Linked DNA regions of Mus musculus: region 1 is linked to region 2. A link is a loop called in an ENCODE intact Hi-C map of the cell type or tissue named here. Cell type or tissue: heart. All regions are shown on one strand. Region 1 has its middle 12 kb from the start of Cd200r4. Region 2 holds the start of Cd200r2 (Cd200 receptor 2).

Region 1 (8,000 bases), 60 kb before region 2:
TCACATCAAGTGTGAAGCCTGTTCTTCACAAGAGTAACTTAATCTTTGTCTCATCTGGTCCTTTACTAGAGTCCACTAGCTTGGTCTCTGTTTCTCTCACCACTTACAAGTTTTCATGACTTCACATAAAAAGGGCACTTTTGTTCGGATCATGAGAAAGATCACTGTCTTTAAAGTGTTGAAGCACTGTTATTGCACTATCTCCACCGAACTATTTTAAAGCTTTGATAGCTCTTTCATTTAAATCATGTGCAACTAGCTTATCAGTGTAAAATTCATCTAGATTTCCAACAACTTTTTGTGGTTAACAAGCATCAAGAAGTGTCTGAAAATTTTATAAATGGATAAATAGTATCCATGGGCTCCTCAGTATGAGTTCCATTAACATGTTCTGTAGTCATGTTTCTAGGGTTTTTGCAGGCTGTGGTCTAGGAGTCCCATCCTATGGTGTTGGGTGGTGGGGAAACATGCTCACTGCTCCCTGTCTCTAGGACAAGTGGGGGTGTTGTAAAATGGGAGCAGAAGCTCATACTGTTGGTAGTAAACTCCTCATGCAATCTCTTATCTGCCCCTGGACTTGTGAAGATTCTAGGCCCCAGTATAGGGGAATGCCAGGGCCAGGAAGTGGGAGTGAGTGGTTTGGGGAACTGGGGGAATGGAAATGGTATAGGGCATTTTTGGAGAAGAATCTAGGAAAGGAGATAACATTTGAAATGTAAATGAAGAAAACATCTAATAAAAAAAAGGAAAAAAAAAGAGCTATCTGTGATTTGACTTGTGCTCTAACACGAGTATGATTTTGCCAGGAACTTGTAGTTCCTCAGGTTGTGTGATGTTTGGAATTTGGGGACTTTTCAGAGGATATAAATGCTAGGGATCTTAGGATCAGGATGGGTTGTTGGTTGTTTGTTGGTTTTTCTTGGCTTATTTATTATGTAGTCCTGGCCAAAGAAGAAGGAAAAAGAGGAAATTAGATAACCTGGTGGTTAAGATCAAACTTGCCCCAAGGAATTTTATGCTCTTAATAAGCACTAAGTAGCCTGAAGATAACATTGGTTACTTTCTGACTTCTGATTTTACTCAGGGATCCTTTTCACTTCCTCTCTATCAGTTTTTATCTCCTATCTTGTTTTAGGGGGTTGGAAGTGTAGAGAATGGTAGAAGAAAGAAGAAACAACAAAGTATCAAAAGTCCAGTACATGTGATGCCAAAACATGGGCTAAGCAGAATGGGAAATTTAATTTCCAGTGCCATAGAGAAAACAGCAAGGGACAAAGGAATAGATATTATTTCCCAAGAAACCAGCAAAAATTTTGTTGTGGCTGCTACAATTGGGATATCCACTGCTTTGATCCCAGAAAGGATTTTTTTCTGTTGTCTTCTTCTTCTTCTTCTTCTTCTTCTTCTTCTTCTTCTTCTTCTTCTTCTTCTTCTTCTTCTTCTTCTTCTTCTTCTTCTTCTTCTTCTTCTTCTTCTTCTTCTTCTTCTTCTTCTTCTCCTTCTTCTTCTTCTTCTTCTTCTTCTTCTTCTTCTTCTTCTTCTTCTTCTTCTTCTTCTTCTTCTTCTTCTTCTTCTTCTTCTTCTTCTTCTTCTTCTTCTTCTTCTTCTTTTCTGTTTTTAAAAGGTTGGGAAAATGGCTACATAACTGGAAAAATTTGGGGTAGAAAAGGAGGGATCTAAGAAACAAAAAAATGCATGAATTGGTAAGCCAAAAGAGTAAACTCTGCTCTCTGTTTTCTGAAAAGTTTGCAGAGTTGGCTATGCAACTGGAAAAATTGCAGGTGGAACTAGTATTTCTGGGGAGATGAGGAGCAGAAGAAAAGGGAGAACAAAAAGGTTCAGTCCTAGTGACTGAGAAAGAAAGCAGGATTTTCCCACAGGAGGAAAGGTGGAAAGAAACAGTGCTGGAGGGCAGTTAGATCAGAGGAAAGATAAAAGGTGGGAGGATGTTTGAGAGAGAGGCTTAATTTCAAACCAACCATGCTACCAGAGTGGGAGGAGGGGTAGCCTAGGGTCATGACATCACCATCATCAGATTTCCTAGTACATTCCTGCTAATGGTTGGGAACTAGTTAATGATGAGATAGGATGGTGTTCTATAGGAGTGATAGACCTAAAATACTTCAAAGAGGTCATAATTTCATATGGGATGTACTCATCTTATGTGAAACAAATTCTCAATAAATAGGCTACTCAAGATAGAATTATCTCTCAAGACTGGAAGGGATTGAATGTAGCTGTACTAGAGGTCAGTCCAAGTTGTAAAGGTTAACAAAGTGGAGTAAAGAAGCCATAAATATTGAGCAGTAAAGGGAGTGAGGGGAATGAACATAGTAAAAGATCAGGTGCTTGGTGAAGGGTGATACTCTTAAATAGATTAACAGATTAAATTTTTGATGCTACCCTAGAACAATGTTATTTAGTTGCCTTAAGAGCTTGATACAAAGTTAAAGAGCCTGAGAAAAGGTCTACCACATTTACAAAGATTATACAAAGCTCTGGAGATTCCTTCACTTATTATTATTATAATTATTATTTTCATCATCATCATTATTATTATTTTTATTTTTACAAAGATTAGTCTCAGTTGTGAACAAAGTCATATCAGACACTGACATAAGACAGATATTGATAGAAACCTTGGGTATATGAAAATGTGAATACCAAATATAAAAGAGTTATTATACCATTAAAGGCACAGGCAGTACCTATGGTTGAATAATTGCAAAACACTTCTTTCTCTTGGTCTGGTTCCACTCACAGTGAGCAGCTTTCCCATCTGTTGTCCTGCTGAGATGGCAATGGCTTCACAGACATCTTAAGGTTTCCAAGGCAATCCAGGGTTCATCTTCACAGCTTCACACAATGACCTTTCAAGGCCTCCATCTAGGGACCCGCCAGCCACACACCTTGCCTCAGCAACTTTTCTTAGTTCCAAAGAGAAATTCCTTAATGTCCTTTTTTTTTTCCTTTCTGTATTTGATTCTAAAGTCAGGACCACATGGCTGAAACTGCCAAGTTCTGCTGCTTGTTGGGGCAGGACACAGACCCTTTTTGAATTACATGTTCACCACCTTTCTGCTTTTAATGGCTTCCTTCACTGCCTAAGCTTGGATGTCTTGGACCTTGCTCTATAAAGCACAGTGGTCTTCAACTCAGAGATCTGCATACCTCTGTTTTCTGAGTGCTAAAATTAAAGGTGTGCATCACCAGGTCTGGACCTAAGCTTTTCTTTAATTCTTTTTCACAAGATGGAAGCTTAGCTGAGTAGGATATTTCCTTTGAGGTCACCACTCCCTTAATCCCATTTAATATTGTTGAAGTATATTTCTTTGAACACAGGATTTAGCTTCATTACATTTCTCTGTGGCCCTTTACTTCTTGATCCATACATTTTGTATTTTTCCTTGCTCAACTTGCACTCATTAAGTGCTCTTCATAACAGTGAACCATAGGACAGAATTGATACTAGGCTGTTTTGAAATTTCTTTTGCTAATGCAATTAATCTAAATCTCTTCAACTTAGCCTCTGGCAAACTTTTTGGTCAAGAGCAAAAAGCAGACACATTCTTCTCCAAAATATCACAAGGATGATCTGTAGGCAACACACTAAAATTCTTCCCATCTGAAACCCCTTTAATCTGCCCATTCAAATCACACTCAACACCACTGTCTTCCATTTTCCTTCTAGTGTGACTCATTGTGGGGTTGAGGATGTGGGGGAAGAGGGGAGAGGGAGAGTGCCCTTGTCTGGCCAGAGTTCCTGTGCTCTGGGCAGGTGGACTCAGGAGGATTGCCAGATGCTTTTCACTTGGCCCAAGGTGGGCATCTGGCTATGTGAAGCCACTTACCCCACACAGTGGGGAGTGGACAAGGGGCAGTCCCTGGTACCAGGTTCTCAGTCTCCAGCATCCCATGCTGGATATGGCAGAGGAGTTGAGAACAGAATAGGAGATACAGAAAGAGGGCAGCGGGAGATAGGTTCCCACACAGGCAAGAGTCCTTAGTCCAGGCCTTGAACAGAGACAGTCTATGGTTTTAGAGCTTTATTGCACAAAGGCAGGGGGAAAGAGAAAAGGTAGAAAGAGAGAGATGGGCCATGGCCAAGAGGAGAGAAGTGGGAAAAGGAGAGAGAGAAGAAAGGCTAGAGAGTAAGAAAGCTTAGAGAGAGAGAGAGAGAGAGAGAGAGAGAGAGAGAGAGAGAGAGAGAGAGAGAGAATAAGGTGGGAGAGAACGAGGTGAGGCCAAGCAGCCCCTCTTATAGTGGGATTGTTATCTTACTGTTGCTAGGTAACTGAGAAGAGTGTAGCCTGAAGGTCAGAAGCTTGGGACATTGTCTGTGTGACTAAAAGCCATGAGCCTTTCCTGTGGTCAACTTCGACAGGAGCCAGGGGTCCAGGAGACATGAGGGAATGCCTTCCATCCCACGTAGGTGGGAATCACCACCACTGGGTTTCACCGGGGTTCATGCCTCAACAACACTGTAGACTAGCCTGTCTGTGCATAGCCCATTGCCTCACAACCCATTAATGCTCACTTAAAACATTTTACTGCCTTCCTAATCTAAAGTCACCAAATCCACGTTCCCTCTATCAGAAACATGGTTAGCAATATCCCAGTTCCCAGTACCAACTTCTGTCTTAGTATGGGTTTCATTGCTGTGAAAAGGCACTGTGATCAAAATTCTTTTTTTTCTTTTTTTTTATTACGTATTTTCTTCAATTACATTTCCAATGCTATCCCAAAAGTCCCCCCCCCCACTCCCCTACCCACCCATTCCCATTTTTTGGACCTGGCGTTCCCCTGTACTGGGGCCTCTCTTTCCAGTGATGGCCGACTAGGTCATCTTTTGATACATATGCAGCTAGAGTCAAGAGCTCTGGGGTACTGGTTAGTTCATAATGTTGTTCCTCCGATAGGGTTGCAGATCTCTTTAGCTCCTTGGATACTTTCTCTAGCTCCTCCATTGGGGGCCCTGTGATCCATCCAATAGTTGACTGTGAGCATCCACTTCTGTGTTTGCTAGGCCCCGGCCTAGTCTCACAAGGGACAGCTATATCACGGTCCTTGCAACAAAGGCTTGCTAGTGTATGCAATGGTGTCATCGCTTGGAGGCTAATTATGGGATGAATCCCTGGATATGGCAGTCTCTAGATGGACCATCCTTTTGTCTCAGCTCCAAACTTTGTCTCTGTAATTCCTTCCATGGGTGATTGTTTCCAATTCTAAGAATGAGCAAAGTGTCCACACTTTGGTCTTCGTTAACAATTAGTTGGGGCTGGGCCAATTGCTTGACCACAGGGAGTGGCGCTAATAGGTGGTGTGGTCTTGTTGGAGGAAGTGTGTCACTGTGGAGACAGGCTTTAAAGTTATGAGTGCTCAGACTATACTCAGTTAGAAACATATTTCTGCTGTCTGTGGATCAATATGTAGAACTCTGGACTCTCCGGCACCACACATGTCTACATGCTATCATGCTTCCCACCATGACGATAGTGGACTAAACATCTGAAAGTGTAACGCAGCCCAAATTAAAAGTTTTCCTTTGTAAGAGTTGCCATAGTCATGATGTCTCTTTACAGCCATGAAACCCTAACTAAGACAGCACTGTGATTACTTGGATAAGACCTATACAAGATTGGTAATATCAAAACATGGTTCTTGAAGGTTTAGGGGATCATAAGGTGCTATCTCTCTGTAAAAAGGTATAGGTAGCTAATGGCTGCTTGGGGGGCAATATTTTATTTTAAAAAAATGTATGGATTTTTGTATATATATCATATATATGTCATGTACATGGTATATGTATATGTATATATATATACATATATATATGTTAATATGTGTATATGTATGAGGTGTATGTATGTGTATGCAGTTCTCACATGGAGGCCACAGACTGTCCAAAAGTAGTTTCCTAAATTACTCTTCCCTATTTTTTTTTTAGGTGGGGGGAAGGGTCTTTCATCAAAACAAGAGTTTGATATTTCAAGGGAATGACTGACCAGGAACCCGGGAGATCTTCTTTTCTCTGATCTCCATATCCCTGCTCCGGTGCCCAGCTGAATTGGTCACAGTAGTGACATTCAATGTGACATCTCAACAGGAGCAATGTTGTGACCTGACTTTCTTCCTACCTGTTGACCTACCTACATTTACTGTGAGTTTTCTGCCAGTGCTCCTAATGACTCCCCTTCAGAGTCACAGAGAAGGACTGGGAAAGCTGGGGAATGGATCTAGACATACAAACGAGAATTCCAGCACAAGACATACCTTATGAGAAATAAGATGTCATGAGAAATTGGCAAAGTTTTTTTTTGTCAATTCCCTCTCTATATAGCTAATGTATTAAAAAATCAACAATATTGCTCAAGTCAGAGTTTAGGAAACAGCTGTGGTAGAGGTTGAAGCCAGATGTCTTTCTCCAGAGTCTAAGCCCTTTAATTCAGGTTCACTAATTATCCTTAGTTTCTATTCATTAGCTTTCTTGCTTTTTAAAAACTTAAGGTAGAAACAATTTTCTGTCCTTGTTTTTGACACCTCATGTGGTCACACCCTTTGAGGGCTGGACAGCATTGCAGTATATGTGAATAGCACATGAAAGCCAAATATGTAGCTCTAGACCACAGGAGGAAATTGCAGTACTGAGTGAAGTCACAAGATCTGACTGCAAAGAGCACACATAGCCAGAAAGATCTGCTCTGCTCGTCATTGGTTTGGAGCAAGAGTCTGATGACGGGTAAGTAGACTGGCATTTACGGATCCAGTTATTGAAAGTTCTTCACTCACTGAATTATCTCTTCCAAAATTCAAACTGACTTAGAATTTTCATTTGCTCTTCTTTCTAATTATTTCAGACCCACTTTCATGTTTCTCTTCTCCTGATGTTGCACTGAGATTGCCCTCAGAACAATCCTCCTCTCACTTTGTCTCCTATTAGATTCCTAAATAGATTCATTAAAGAATTGGAGTGTGGTATATAATGCAGTGAATGCCTTCAGTTGACTTATGCCCTTTCTATAGGAATTAAATTTATTCCTTTAGAAAAATGGCAATCCTATCCACTTACAGCTTTGCATTTATTTCTAAATACTCAGAGGCACACACAGTCATTTCCATTTAATGCTAGTAATGGATTTTTCTTCTATGGTCTCCAGCTTGCTATTATCCTTGAGAATTAACTTTCATAACTCTATTTCTAAAACCAAAATAGTTTTTTTATTGTTTTTCCTTTAAATCATTATAATCATGTACTATTTTAGGGTGACTTTTTACCTCTTCTCTTATTTTCAATTATAGCTTTGACTTATCTCTGGTGGACTGATATAGTAGATTTGTAGACTTATAGTTGTAGTGCTTAATATATGTTTATGTGTGTGTGTTGTGTGTATGTGGAGAGATCTAGAGAGTGCTTTGGGAAGTCTGTTGTGAATTTCAGGCCTTAATACTGATATAGTAACAAGAGGGCGTTATAAATTGCGATGCTTACATATGAAGAGGCATAGAGTCATGAGGTTGCTTGTGAGCTGAGGAGTAAAGACAGTGGGAGTCAACGTGAGCAGAGCAGAGGGCCTGAGGAGCTTTAGGTTGAGGGCTCCCCCTGATGACCTCACAGAGCCATTCTCTTTGATATAAACACAAGGCTTCTTTTAGCATTCATTGAGAAATAGGATTTTTCTACCTATTGTACATATTACTTTAGCTTACAAAACTGAAATGTTTTCCGGGTTCTTCTTTGGGGGTAGCAAGTTTCTCGTTGGTTTTACTTTTTCTTTCTTTTTCTTACTGACTTTCAAGATACTTTCATTTTCATCTTGGCTGGATTTAGTATCTCCCGGAGATTGAGGTATCTCTAAGGGCTTTCCTAGCTTAGTTGATAAGAAAGACCCATACTGACTGATTAGACAGATGGCATCACAGCATTGGTGGAATTAAAGAGACATGCACAAGCAAGTAGCCTGCTGGCATTTTCCCTTCCTCCCCTTCCTCACCCATTTTGG
Region 2 (8,000 bases):
TTGCTCTTTCTAATTCGTTGAAGAATTGAGTTGGAATTTTGATGGGGATTGCATTGATTCTGTAGATTGCTTTTGGCAAGATAGCCATTTTTACAATGTTGATCCTGCCAATCCATGAGCATGGGAGATCTTTCCATCTTCTGAGATCTTCTTTAACTTCTTTCTTCAGAGACTTGAAGTTCTTATCATACAGATCTTTCACTTCCTTAGTTAGAATCACACCAAGGTATTTTATATTATTTGTGACTATTGAGAAGGGTGTTGTTTCCCTAATTTCTTTCTCTGCCTGCCTATTCTTTGTGTAGAGAAAGGCCATTGACTTGTTTGAGTTAATTTTATATCCAGCTACTTCACCGAAGCTGTTTATCAGGTTTAGGAGTTCTCTGGTGGAATTTTTAGGGTCACTTATATATACTATCATATCATCTGCAAAAAGTGATATTTTGACTTCCTCTTTTCCAATTTGTATCCGCTTGATCTCCTTTTGTTGTCGAATTGCTCTGGCTAGGACTTCAAGAACAATGTTGAATATGTATGTAGAGACTGGACAACCTTGTCTAGTCCCTGATTTTAGAGGGATTGCTTCCAGCTTCTCACCATTTACTTTGATGTTGGCTAGTGGTTTGCTGTAGATTGCTTTTATCATGGTTAAGTATGGGCCTTGAATTCCTGATCTATCCAGGACTTTTATCATGAATGGGTGTTGGATCTTGTCGAATGCTTTTTCTGCATCTAACGAGATGATCATGTGGTTTTTGTCTTTGAGTTTGTTTATATACTGGATTACGTTGATGTATTTCCGTATATTAAACCATCCCTGCATCCCTGGAATAAAACCTACTTGGTCAGGATGGATGATTGCTTTAATGTGTTCTTGGATTCGGTTAGTGAGAATTTTATTGAGGATTTTTGCATCTATATTCATAAGGGAAATTGGTCTGAAGTTCTCTATCTTTGTTGGATCTTTCTGTTAGTAAGATTCTTACGTTTACCTTTTGCCATCTGGTAATCTCTGGAGTTAGTTGTTATAGTTGTCTCTGTTTAGAGATTGTTCCTCTGGTGATTCTGTTACCCTCTATCTGCAGACCTGGGAGACTAGATCTCTCCTCTGAGGTTTCATTGTCAGAACAGTCTCTGCAGGTAAGCTCTCCTCTTACAGGGAAGGTGCACAGTTATGTGGCGTTTAGACCTCCTCCTGGCCAAAGATGAAGGCCCAAAACAGGACCTTTCCCAGAAGCTGTGTTGCTTTGGCCTGTCACAGAAGCTGTTAGCTTCTGTAGTCCACACTCTCACCTGTGCAGACTACTGTCTGTCAAGTCCAGGAACTAAGATGGCTTCTGTTGATCCTGAGGCAAAAGCCTACTGGGCCGGGCAGACACCTGTCCTCTGGCCTCCCGGGATGGTGGCCAGATGTCTGGAGCCCGAAAATGGCGCTGCCTCAGAAGCTCTGTGGCTCTCACCTTTTCCAGAAGCTGTTAGCTTCTCGAGTTTGATATTTCAATGGAACTGACTGACCAGGAATCCGGGAGATCTTCTTTTATCTGATCTCCACATCCCTGCTCCAGTGCCCAGCTGAATTGGTCACAGTAGTGACATTCAATGTGGCATCGCAACAGGAGCAATATTGTGACCTGACTTTCTTCCTACCTGTTGACCTACCTACATTTACTGTGAGTTTTCTGCCAGTGCTCCTAATGAATCCCCTTCAGAGTCACAGAGAAGGACTGGGAAAGCTGGGGAATGGATCTAGACCTACAAACGAGAATTCCAGCACAAGACATACCTTATGAGAAATACCATATTGTGAGAAATTGTAAAGTATTTTTTTTTTTTGTCAATTCCTTCTCTATATAGCTAATATATTAAAAATCAACAATATTGCTCAAGTCACAGTTTAGGACACAGTTGTGGTAGAGGTTGAAGCTAGATGTCTTTCTCCAGAGTCTAAGCTCTTTAATTCAGGTTCACTAATTATCCTTAGTTTCTATTCACTAGCTTTCTTGCTTTTTAAAAACTAGAGCTGGAAATAATTTTCTGTCCTTGTTTTTGACACCTCTTGAGGTCACACCTTTCTGAGGGCTGGACAGCATTGCAGTATATGTGAATAGCATATGAAAGCCAAATGTGTAGCTCTAGACCACAGGAGGAAATTGCAGTATTGAGGAAAGTCACAAGATGTGACTGCAAAGGGCACACATAGCCAGACAGATCTGCTCTGCTCGTTGTCATTGGTTTGGAGCAAGAGTCTGATGACCGGTAAGTAGACTGGCATTTATGGACCTAGTTATTAAAAGTTCTTCACTCACTGAATTATCTCTTCCAAAATTCAAACTGACTTAGAATTGTCTTCTGCTCTTCTTTTCAATTATTTCAGAACCTCTTTCCTGTTTTTCTTCTCCTGATGTCCCACTGAGATTGGCCTTAGAGCAATTCTCTTCTTACTTTCTCTTCTATTAGATTCCTAAATTGATTCATTAAAGAATTGGAGTGTGGTATATAATGCAGTGAATACCTTCAGTTGACTTATGCCCTTCTAATAGGAATTAAATTTATTCCTTTAGAAAAACGGGAATCCTATTCTCTTATGGCTTTGCATTTATTTCTAAATACCCAGAGGCACACACAATTATTTCCATTTAATTACTAATAATGGATTTCTTTTCTATGGTCTCCAGCCTGCTGATGTCATTGAGAATTAACTTTCATAACTCTGTTTCTAAAAACAAAATAGTTCTTTTATTATTTTTCCTTTAAATTATTGTAATCATGTATTATTTTATTGTGGCTTTATACCTCTTCTGTTATTTTTAAATTATAGTTTTGACATATCTCTGGTGGACTGATGTAGTAGATTTGTAGACTTATATGTGTAGTGCTTAATGTATGATTGTGTGTGTGTGTGTGGGGGGGGATCTAGAGATTGCTTTGGGAAGTCTGTTGTAAATTTCAGGCTTCAATTCTGATATAATAAGAAGAGGGCATTATAAATTATGATGCTAACATATGAAGAAGTGTAGAGTCATGAAGTTGCTTGTGTGCTGAGGAGTAAAGACAGTGGGAGTCAACGTGAGCAGAGCAGAGGGCCTGAGGAGCTTTAGGTTGAGGGCTCCCCCTGATGACCTCACAGAGCCATTCTTTTTGATGTAAACACATTCCTACTTTTAGCAGTCATTGAGAAACACGATTTCCCTACCTATTATAAATATTACTTTAGCCCCTGTTCCAGTTTTTCAGGGCCCACATTCAGGACAAGCTGCACATCTGCTATATCTGTGTGGCAAGGCCCAGGTCCAGCCCTTGTATGTTCTTTGTTTGGTGGGTCAGACTCTGTAATTTTCTTACTCTTAAATGGCATTTTATTTTTGTGAATATGAAACATGCTTTTTATATGAACTTCAAGCAAAACATAAAAACCCAAACCCAAGTGCCTTAATTTTTATTGGTTGCATACACTGTTACTATTTGCTGAATGCTTTTCTGTGAATATACATGTAGAGTGCTTTCACTAGACTTGGAGAGATACTTCAGTGCTTAAGAGTACAATTGTGTGTAACCCAGTTCCAGGAGATCTAACACCTCTTCTAGTCTTTACAGGCACTGTACACACATGTGTGGTACAAAAACATACATGCAGACAAAATATACCCATACACATAATATGAAAAAGTCTCATCTATAAATTTTATTTTAAATAAAATATCACTTTAATTATTTTTATGTTTTATACTAGAACAAGAAACTAAAACCATTTCAGAATTTGAGATGAAAAATCTCTTTATCACATGCATCCCTGAGCGGACAGTAGTATGAATTAAAGACTTTGAATTATAATCAACTCTCAGGGTAGGTTTGTCCATGATAACAAATGTCCCACACTAGTGGTGTTATGGGGTCTCCTGGTTATTTTCTCTGTGAAAGCAAAGATTCAATGAAGAGACCCACAGTTATACAAAAATTTATTTAACAAAGCACAGCAAGCACTCCAAAAGAGGTTAGGATGGGTTGTCCCAGAGACAGTCAGCGTAGAAGCATCCTGAGTTGTATGCTTTGAGCTTTAAAGAAGTTTTATTAATATTTATGAAGTGAGTGGCATATTCATTGGATATGATGTACCAGAACCGTGATGTACCAGATGGATGTACCTTTCAGACATTTCTTACCATCTTCCTCTAGAAGAAACCTACAAAGGGGGAAATGTCAAAACCACAATATAAATCATACAACAGTGAAGCAGAAGTCTTTGGAATATTCAGATATCTTGTTAGTACACATGAGTGAGAAAGTGTCCTGGAGCCTTAGTTTATGAATCAGTGGAAACAATATAACTTTCAAGGAAGTTTGTTCTGGCTGTCAAGAGACACAGAGAACAAAATATGGGTATAATTTTTTTATTACTGCATATCTAACTTGTTGAAACAGCTTAAGGTCTCATCATTGATCTTGTACCTCAGGACTGTCGGTTGAGGAATGTGTTACTTTGTGGATATCCTGTCATTTTAAAAATTGTTGTTTTATCATTAAGCTGAGGACCAGGTTTTATTATAGATTGTCAGGCTGTCTAGAAAAGACTGAGGCTCTGGCTGTCTTATATGATCTGCTTCTCCCAGCTCCACAAATTACAACAGTGTCTCCACGAATAGTTGGAAATGTGGATGATGGGGGAGTCTATGCTTGTGTAGAGGACAGAGGTATTAGAAATGCTTTGTGCTTTCCACTTCATTTTACTGTGAACTGAAAACTGAAATATAACTGCTTTATCTGCTTCTCTATGATGGACTTCATTTTAGTAGAATTTCTCTGGGCTACCATAAAATGCAAGATATTTGACAAATTTAAAAGCATCATGAAAAACAAAAGGAGACGTGCATAAAACACCTATTTTAATGAGTCTGGAGTACTTCTACCCATATTTCCTAAGATTTATTTAAAAAATTTTTAATTATACATATGCATGTGTGTTTGTGTGGGTGTATGTGAACATGAATGCATTTGCATGTAGAGGCCAAAACAGGGCGTCAGATCACCTGGAGCTGGAGTTATGGGAATGTTGTGAGCTGCCTGATGGGTGCTGGGAACTGAACTCAGGTCTTCTGCATGAGCAGTGCCTGCTGTTAACTGCTGACCTATCTCTCCAGGTCCTATACACACACACACACACACACACACACACACACACACACACACATTAAACAACTTTATAATATTGGAAAATGCAAAAGGAATTCTTTAAAACACAAAAATAAGATTGTGAACAGTATTCAAAACCTGTCATTTTTGCCATTACAAAGGTAAAGCTATGTTTTCACCTCCACACTGTGTCCATTGATCTCATTTCTTAAAAGATAAAAAGTTATTTTATTACTTTATGTATATGTGTAATTTGTCTGCATGCATGAATGTGCACCATGTGCATGTATCTGCAGAAGCTAGAAGAGGTTGTCAGATCCTTTGGCACTGGAGTTACAGATGCTTGAAAGTCATCTGATGTGGTGGTGGGAATCAAACTCAGGTCCTCTGTGAAAGCGCTATATGCTCGTAATGTTAAGCATCCACTGATTTCCTATTTATTTATTTATTTGTTTGTTTGTTTGTTGTTGTTGTTGTTGTTGTTGTTTTAGATCTGCACACTTTGTTATAGACATTAAGGTAGAATAAAGTAAATCCCATCACTGTTCACTCTGGATCACAGTGTCTCTTTCTTTTCTGATGCTATTTATTATAATTTACTGAGATCAGACAAAGCAGAGTCCCCAGGATTAGTGCTCAGTCTGAGTGACAGAAACAAATTAGGCCCAACCCTCAGGAACAAACCAAAGTCTGACTGATTATCAAAACGGTTTGGAGGTGTCAAAAGGTTAAACATTATTTTGTCAAATGTCAGGAAGATATAGCCCCCTTAAGCCTTGAGCAACTTTGCTTGTGGATCAGAGGAGAAATGAACAAAGTGCTCAAGAGATCTCAAAGTGTGAAATAATTACATGCTTTACATGTGCGTGTGGTCTTTTTGCTCATGCAGTTAATGCTATTACACGAAATGGTTTACTTTGTGGTGTAAATATCTGTGATAACATCAGCGCAAACAGGAAATCCATGTGGGTAAGTAGGTAAATGTTGAGGCCTTATAGAGAAGCCGGTGAGAAAGGACTAAAGGGCTGTCCAGAGCAGTGGGGAATGGTGAAACTGGTTAGCTGGCTGTGAAGGAGGGCAGAGACCAGAGAACCTGACATGTTCCAGAAGACGACGAAGAAGAAGAAGATAGTAAAGGTACTTGTGATCAACTTGAAATTGAATAGGTTTTCTGTGTAGGAGATAGTTTATCTATCTTCAATATAAAGAAGCAGAGTTTAGCTTCTGAGGTCAGCAGGGCTTCAGTGATTGGAGGGAAATGCAAATTGTTGTCACAAACTGTAGTATAGAACTGACCATAATCCATTTCAAAGCAAGTCTCCTGAGAACTGGTTTTTCACCCAGGCAATAATTAAGCTATCCCTGGTGTACATTTTCAGAACTCTGAGACTCAGTATGGACAAGGAGAGGAGAGCTGCTGAACTTCAGGAAGGGAAGGGTTGGCATCTTAACTCACTTGCTTACCAACCCCTTCCTAGCTGGCTAGTGACCCCTGCATTGGAAACAAGCTCAACAGCCTTTTTCATGAAGAACTGTCTTTCGTGTTTTAGCTATCAGAAAAATGCAAATCCAAACCACTTTGAGGCTCCATTCCATCCCAGCCAGAATAGCTGTGACCAAGTAAATTGAAGGACCATGAAAGGCAGCCTGGTTCCTGGTTGAGCAAAGGCTAGAAACCAAGGTGACCATGAAGGAACTGCAGGCAATTCGCCTGGATCCAGGACACCAGTCTTTTGGCATGAGACTGCATCCCTTCATAGATTTGTGGCCATCAGTCATGTAGGAACAGAACCCCAAGCCCCTCCACAGGTAGAGGACAGGACCTGTAGTCACATAGACTCAATACAGAGCTTCATTTTAATGAAGTACCTAAAGGCCTGGAGGCATAGCCAATAAACTCCCCTTTTCAGACCCTTCTCCCTGAAAAAGGTATTTAACTTCAGGCTCTCCCTGAGAAGTGGTGTATGCTTTTAGTCATCCACTTTCTGCCATGACAGTAAATGTCTTAAAACCATGGGCTGCCTCTTTTCATTGTGATCTGCCCTGGGGAGCAATGAAGAAAGTTTTTGCTTAAAGAGTTGGTGTCTAATCTTCCATAGAATGCCTCTCTGTGCCTCCAGCCATGACCACCAAGGCAAGCCAGCTGACTATTGACAAGCCAAGGACTGTATACCTCTGGAGCTCCCCTCTTTACCCCCTTGGCTTCAGGAGAGTGTCTGAGAGCCTGAGAACAAGACAACCCTGGCCTCCTTGCAGAGTGTTTTTCCTTCCCCACCCTTGGAATGGTGTCCTGTGGTTTCCCCAGCAGCCCAACACCTAAAAACTTCCCATACATGCAGAGGATTTGAAACTCTATCTACATACTTAGGCCTGGACACATGCTCTGAAAAGAGCTGAGAAGGCCCTGGGTTGTCCCCTTGTGGCTTACATTCAGGTAAGCAGGAAAGGAAGTATAGGTAGATGTGTAAACTCCTTAAGAGATACACAAGACTCACCTGAAAAGTAGAAAAGGCTTTTTATGAGATATGGTAGTTGTTCAAGGAAATCATTGTCCAATCAGTAGCAGATTAAGAAGAAATGTCAGCAGACCAAAATAATGATGAATATAAACTTTAAAAATAAATTTAGAAAATTAAATAGACAGCAAAGAATTGACCACCAGCAACAAAAATCCTGAGAGAGAGGGGAGAAGGTAGAGGAAAACGTAGAAGAAGAGGTAGAGGGAGAAGGAGGGGGGAGAGAGAGGAAGAAAGAAGGAAGAGGAAGAGGAAAAGGAGGAGGAGGAGAAGAAGAAAAAGAAGGAGAAGAAGAAGAAGAAGAAGAACAAGAACAAGAAGAAGAAGAAGAAGAAGAAGAGGAAGAAAATCATCTAA

The links. Hi-C counts contacts between places; a loop is a spot of excess contacts. Peaks named below come from ENCODE experiments on the same cell type or tissue, not always from the same donor. Only the 100,000 strongest peaks of a DNase experiment are listed, where the experiment ranks them.
Region 1: a loop joins it to region 2, with 7 times the contacts of the local background. A loop is called at or near these places in 13 of 42 quality-filtered maps.

What each region holds. Positions count from the first base shown.
Region 1 is chr16:44,805,106-44,813,105 of GRCm38, forward strand. It overlaps the pseudogene Gm19142 and a transcript of Cd200r4 not described here. Among named protein-coding and RNA genes, the nearest start is that of Cd200r4, 12 kb to the right of the region's middle. In heart, no CTCF peak of the experiment used is centred here; no DNase peak of the experiment used is centred here.
Region 2 is chr16:44,864,886-44,872,885 of GRCm38, forward strand. Cd200r2 (Cd200 receptor 2) reads left to right here and starts at 2,212. Exons shown (of 6, transcript NM_206535.1): 1 at 2,212-2,256. In heart, no CTCF peak of the experiment used is centred here; no DNase peak of the experiment used is centred here.